Regions from separate parts of the Homo sapiens genome. Here region 1 is linked to region 2. The links are chromatin contacts, found by Hi-C in ENCODE. All regions are on one chromosome and are shown on one strand. The core of a region is the stretch at or near the end of the contact, and the rest is flanking DNA. Distances in the headings are between cores, read along the strand shown.

Evidence for each region. A loop is a pair of places that touch in the nucleus more often than their neighbours do. Pooled maps may share reads with other maps.
Region 1: a loop to region 2 is called in a pooled map, with 10 times the contacts of the local background. The contact joins the promoter of GPR183 here to the promoter of TPP2 in region 2. A Hi-C loop is called at or near these places in 2 of 37 single-sample maps with no recorded cell type and 7 of 50 pooled maps.

Annotation. Positions count from the first base shown.
Region 1 is chr13:99,305,727-99,309,244 of GRCh38, forward strand. GPR183 (G protein-coupled receptor 183) reads right to left here and starts at 1,673. Exons shown (of 2, transcript NM_004951.5): 1 at 1,614-1,673. All of the region lies in intron 4 of UBAC2 (UBA domain containing 2), which reads left to right.
Region 2 is chr13:102,595,169-102,598,502 of GRCh38, forward strand. TPP2 (tripeptidyl peptidase 2) reads left to right here and starts at 1,818. Exons shown (of 30, transcript NM_001330588.2): 1 at 1,818-2,035. The coding sequence starts at 1,871. It overlaps LOC107984588 (a long non-coding RNA gene), which reads right to left and starts at 1,774. Exons shown (of 2, transcript XR_001749984.3): 1 at 1,280-1,774. RefSeq lists enhancers at 1,252-1,411, 1,462-1,521 and silencers at 1,592-1,881, 2,042-2,331.

The DNA.
Region 1 (3,518 bases), core at 423-2,922, 3.3 Mb before region 2:
AAACATGTGAGTGAACATTTTGTGGAGTAGCATATTCTTTGTGGTTTTATGTCCAAAAAGTGCAGTGAACCCGCAGAGAGAAAACATGCTAAAATATAAGAAGTGTGCAGTCCTACCAGTAAGCACAGTTAGATGTGTGATCATCCATAGACTCAGGGCCATTTATTTATTTATTTATTTATCTATCGAGACAGAGTCTCGCATGGTCGCCCAGGCTAGAGTGCAGTGGCGCAATCTCGGCTCACTGCAACCTCCGCCTCCCAGGTTCAAGGGATTCTCCTGCCTCACCCTCTTGAGTAGCTGGGATTATAGGTGAGTGCCACCGTGCCTGGCTAACTTTTATATTTTTAGTAGAGATGGGGTTTCACCATGTTGGCCAGGCTGGTCTCGAACTCCTGATCTCAGGTGATCCGCCTGCCTCGGCCTCCCAAAGTGCTGGGATTACAGGAGTGAGCCACCACACCCAGCCTGATTCAGGGTCTTTATGTAAAATATCCATAACATATCTGTTGGATTCACCCTCTGGTACGTCAGTGGCCAGAGAGATGGGAGAAGAATGATGGGAGACAGTTTTTTAGCACTTATAATGAGAGGCAATGTTGTAAGGACTTGGCAGTAGTAATACTCCCCATTTTACAGGTAAAGCAGCTGAAGCCAGATATTAGGTAACTTGTGTGTGGGGGGGCCACACAGCTTGTAAATTTCATTTGATCCTGATTTCAGAGCCCTTGCTCTTATTACACTATATTGTACTCAGAGTGACACCAAAAAAACAAAATACCACGCCCCCCTCCCCCAACACACACACAAACACACATATATAAAACCCTCACTGCCCTTTAAAGGAAGTCTCTTCACAGCTTCTATTTTGCCAAGTTTCTGTTACCACCATTCCCAACCTGGACATAAATGTTGCCAAAGCACTGCATAGAATTCATTGTGATTTTTTCCCCTCAGGCACATAGAAAAGATACGTTTAGTCTAAGTAAACACAAGTATAAACCACACAACAGACTTTTTTTTCACTTATCTAATTAGTAGTATTTAGCATTTAAAAAGCAAAGATTGGTACTCTTTGCTGGCGGGAGGGTAAATTGGTAAAATGTTTTTGTAGACCAAAAAGTACCGTTTTATATCTAAAGCTTTAGAAAATATACCCTTTGCCCTAGGAATTCTACCCCTGAGATTCTATCCTGAGAAATAATCTTATATTTCTAATAATTCCTATAGCATAGGAATATTCTATATTAAAATAACTTTGTTCCTTTTCCTTCATACTAAGTTATCCTGAAATATTGGCATTATTTGCATAGTTTTGCTTGATACTGTCTTTTGTCATTGTGAGTTTATACAGTAGTACATGAAGTGAGCCCTATTTTTTGACAAAGATATTTCTGGTGGACCCATCGCTTTCAGTCAACTTTATAAGAACTAACTAGACCTACCAGTCAGCAGAGAGAGTAAACTTACATTATTAATATAATTTTTGTTAGAAGTGATGGTAGCTTGTTCTTAAATAGATTGTTTTCCTTTTTACCTTTTACCTTAAAACTTAGGCTTTTAAAGTTTTTCTTTAAAAAGTTTGTTGAAAAAGCAAAAGATCTTGTACTTACATATCAGTGACTCGTTCGGGTCTCTGTGTAGTAGCTGTGAGTAGTTGTCCAAACTGAAGTAAGTTTTAACTGTGGCATGTTGTTTTAAGAGAGGCTGTGCAGACCTCCTTTTATGGTGGTGACTTTTTTTTTCTCTGTCACCCTGTGACTGAGCATGTAATGAGCAGTTAGCCTCGTGTACGTGTGTGCACTTTGTGTTTTTTTTTGTTTTAAATGGGAAGTGAAATTTTTTATAGTGATTAAAAAAAACTATCCAAAAGCCCCTTGGAATTTATGAATTGTTGATATCTGTGGAACTTTATAAATTTTTCTGTAAAGGTTTAAGTATCAAAAAATTCTTTGAAAGAGACTGAAGCAATAAACCTTAACCAAAAAAAAGACCAAGTTACTGATGATTTTATATTGATTTTGCATGTAAAAGTATGGGTTTTTAAATGTTTTAAGGAAAATAGTGTCAACTTTGACAGTGCTTTTTACCTGGAAACTTGGTATCAGGGAGTAGTTTACACATTCCACCTTATCCACAGCTTATGAGAAAGAAACAGGTTTCTGTGGCGTGGGGGTGAGTGACAGTCCAGGATGTGGAGTGGACTGGATTAGTCGCCGTTTTCAGTCGAGAGGCTGCCTGAGTCAGAGGCTGTGTGAGTACTTGAATAACAGGGAAACAGTTGAAGGGAGGCCCATTATAGATAAAATCCAGCCTCTTCAGCACAGGGTGAAAGAGACTCATGCCATTCACCTCATAGTTGTAGTTGACTCAGTTTAAACCAACTAACGTGTCTGTCAGAATGCAGTTTATTTGTAGGCTAAATTACCAGATATGTAGCACTCAGATCAGGAGAGGTGATGTTTACACTTAGTCAGGACTGATCTGGCCATTCCCAGCCACTTCTGGGTGCTGCTTTTTACGAAGACATAGATAACACCTGTGGCAGTGAGGGGCCTGGATAGCAGGTCTTAGGAGAACTGATTAAATAAGCTGGGGATGTGTATGCTTTGTAGGCATAGGGTCATTATCCTTATGCTTGTGGAAACTCTCATAGAAAAGTGTTTACATTGCTTGTGTCAGTCTTCCTAACTCCAGAGACTAGCGGGAGGGTCAGTAAGAAGTTACTGGACATAGCTTTTGGATCAAAAGATGAGAGTCATTCCCAAAAGTTGTGATTATTTTGAAAAATGGAATATGCTGTTTCTTATTTAGATGCTTGAGTAAACTTGATGATTTTGAGGGATGATGTAAACAGAATTGAATCATTTGGTAGGAATTTGTAACTCTGTGATCTCAGAAGCCTTTCTGCTCCAGGATTCTGTAAAAATAGTCGAGTAGCTTTTGCCTCCCACAGATGTCATTAGGTTCTTCTAACGTCTAAAGTGCTGTGAGTATGGAGGAACATTGTCAGACACAAGAAAGAGCATCAAGCAAGTCAGCTGAATTCTTTGGGCCGCCACCTCACTGTGTATAAAATAAAGGTATTGAACTAAATGATCTCCAAGGTAATTCCTAGTACAAAAATTCTATGAGGGGGTAATACAGAGATTTTATGACTTGGTGGATAAACATGACATCATATTCTAGAACTAGTTCATTTAAAACTTAGGCTGCAGAGTACTTGAAGAAGACACTGTTGATAAATTTTTCAGTTTGTTGAAAGACCATTCTGGTGGGGTTTTGCCTGTTAATTTTGAAATAGTTATATTAAGTAAAACATTTTTATATAGTGAAGGACTCAGCTAGTTCAAGTAATTCCTCTGACAAACTGGATCTGTCCTCCCAACCTTCTTTTTTTTTTTTGAGACAGAGTCTCGCTCTCACCAGGCTGGAGTGCAGGGGTGTGCTGTCGGCTCACTGCAACCTCCACCTCCCGGCTTCAAGCAATTCTCCTGCCTCAGCCTCCCGAGTAGCTG
Region 2 (3,334 bases), core at 568-3,067:
TTTCATCAACCTGTTTTGTAATCCATGACAGTCAGTTAACTTTGTTTCTTCATCTATAAAATGAAGTGATTGGACTATGGTTCACTTGAAACTGGGAGCCATTCTGTTCTATCACTATAAGCTCTATACTGAATGTCTTCTGCGAGTTTGTTATTCTGTTTTCGTCTGTGTTAATTTGAAATTCTTTTCTAGAGGTAATGTAAACAGTTGGGAATAAGAAGAAAAACATTCAACTTTTCTTTTTCCTCTGCACTAAAGAGAACATGCTTGTGTAAGACTTATGGACTGAATAAATGATCAAGGAATCAGCTGAAACCATTGCACAGCCATAAGAATAATTTTTGAGACTTAATGGAGGATCTCTGAAATTCTGTGGGTTGGAAACCGCATGCATAAGGCTTTCCTTTATACCAGGTATTCTTAACTTGGTGTCCATAGACAGAATCCAAGGGGTTCAAAAACTTCCGTAGAAAAAAGATACAAACCTCTTAATTTTTTTCACATCAAGTATGAATGTAGGCAAAAACCAGGGTAGTTATGCTGTTATGTCACCAATAAAAATCAGTTCATCGTAGTGCAGTTTTCACCGCTATCTCCAAATAATTATATTCTTCACTATTTTGAAGTTATGGTAGTTTATTAGCCTTGGCCCTAGCTCCTGTTATTTAATGCAAAAGAAGTACACCTGTAACTATACACACACACGTAAAGCTCCTGCTATATAACAAAATTGCCTTTAGTATTTTTGATAACTGCATTTAAACATAATTTATTTCCTGGGTAATCCTATCTATTTCATTGTATGCATTTTAAAACACTGCTTGAGAAATAGGCCTCACCAGATTGCCAAAGGGGTCTTCGGCACAATAAAAGGCTAAGATTACCCTGGCATGAGCATAGACATAAAGATCATTAGAGGACCACTATGCAGCTTGCAGCAACTGACGGCAGGCACTGTGAATCTGGAAAACTGAAAATTATGGCTCTATAATTGAGTGGACAGCCGTAAGGAGCAATCAGAAACTTCAGTGTAAGAGGAAAAAAAAAGATGTTTTTCAGAAATCCCGGAAGCTAAGGATCAGCAGAGGATAGGAGGGGCCCATTTCAGTCTCGTGCTTTGTTACTGGCTACAAAGGCGACGGAATGACCAACAACCCACTTCCTGTTGACTGAAACTATTGCCTGTCTCCACCCTATTGCTCCCCCTCACCACCTCACCCCCATCAAAGGGGCATAACAACACAGGGGAACCCAAAGTCTACACCCCTTAACCTACGACCTTCCAAAATCATGTCCGGAGCTTTCGCCGACACCGCAGACTCCTTAGCGGCTAAGCGTGAGTGCGCCGGCTCCCTTGCCTCGGGTCAGCAGCACCCCGGGGCTGGGGCTCCTGCAGCAGCCGCACCAAAAAGTTTCATCCACAACCTTAAGTTTGGAAACTATCGTTTGCCAAGCGAAGGGTTCCCATTATTCCTGGCTGGCGGTCCATCTCCTTGCCCGTCTCTCGGGGAGTGATTCGGTCCGGGACACCAGGACTCTGCTTGGAGGCCTGCTGTTGCCTAAAAACCCCAAGCGCGGGCCTCTTCAAGGCCCCAGGTTCGAGATCCGAACCCTCCAGTAATGTCCTCAGACTCCTCCCCCTTCACTGCAGCCCGGGCAATACTCGGGCCTAGCTCCTGAGAGCGGCGCCGTTGGCTTACGTAGCAGCACGTGATTGGCCACCGCTCCCTGGCAGGCCGGGATTGGTGGAAGACGGGCCGACCCCGCCCCTCGCCCCCGCCTCCGGCCCGAGGCCGCACGGGTGTCCTCGCGCTGCTAGTCCGCGCGCAGCCTGGCAGTTTGCCGCTTCCTCGTCCTCCATCCTGCGTCCATGGCCACCGCTGCGACTGAGGAGCCCTTCCCTTTTCACGGTCTCCTGCCGAAGAAGGAGACCGGAGCCGCCTCCTTCCTCTGCCGCTACCCGGAGTATGATGGGCGGGGGGTGCTCATCGCAGTCCTGGACACGGGGGTCGACCCGGGGGCTCCGGGCATGCAGGTGAGGCGGCCCCCGAGGGCCCGGGCGCGGGGGCGCGGGCGGCCGGGGACGCGGGTGGGGACACAGTCTCGGAGCCCGGCAGGCCAAAGCCCCGCTCTGCGGCCGAGTCCGGGCCGGGGTGGGCAGCACCGGGGTGGGCAGAGGTCAGAGCCAGGCGCGGGAGGGACGGGCGCCCGCCAAGGGGACTCAACGGCGCACAGTGCCAGGGTCGCTGGGCGGGCGAGGGCCCGGACCCCAGGTTGGGCCGTGGTCCCCCCAGCTCAACAAAAGCAGCGTGCCCGGCGCGGCTGCCTGGGGAAGCCTGGGTCCCCCTTTGGCCCCAGGGACTCCCCTTCCTTCTCGCTTCGGCGCTGCCAGGCCGGACCCCCCAGGCTCCTTCCCTCCACGCCGCCTTCCTCTGCCTACCCCTCGTGCCTCGGACACCGGTCCCAGCCTGACGTTTTTAAAGAGAATTTTACAGCTTTTATCATTGGGGTGGGGTGGAGACACCAGATAGGCAACTGACATGTGAGAACTTAATGTTTAGGGATCGGGAGATTTGGTTTGGGGAAGAATAGTTTGTCTTTAAGCACGAAAGCTGGGTTTCCAGAAGATAACCCAGTCCTCTTCCGGAATTGTTTCCTGTGGTAGTTTTGTGTATTCTATTTTTAAACGGTCTTCTGCAGCGTGTTTGCTTAGGGTCATTGAATCTTGTGGCTTAGTCTTCGTTTACATAAGGAGAATTCAGTTAGGTTTGGTTTTGGCGAGCTTCTCAGACCTTATGAAAATATGCGACTTTTTTTTTTTTAAACCTGAAAACATACGACGGTTTTTAAAAATTACTTAGTTTTTTGCCTTAGGCAACTTTAAAATCTGTAGATTCAAGGTATCATACCAGAAGGTAGTTTTTTTGAAAGTATGTTGTCTCTCGTTAAAAGCATTCTGTTTAAAGTCTTTAAAGTTTAACTTTTGTACTTTTAACCCTTTACTGAAATCCAGTAATAAAATTTCACCGTTATTCAAGATCCATCTCCCAGCATCCCTGACTAATCCTACTGTATGCTGATCTCTCGTTGATCAGCCCCTGGCTATCTTATCCTCCTTTCTACACTAAACACTCATCCTCCTCCCCACAATGTCCCTTCCCTTCTGGATCCTTTATCGTGCTTTCTGATTATTGAGGTAGCATTTTGGAAGTAACGAGGGGGAGTCTGGCCGAATCTGCTTAGAAACCCCTGGGAATCTTGATTCCTGGTGTGTGTTCTTCAGCACCACTCTGGAGTACAGCACATCTTTTGTGAATCAGAAGAGGATCAGGTA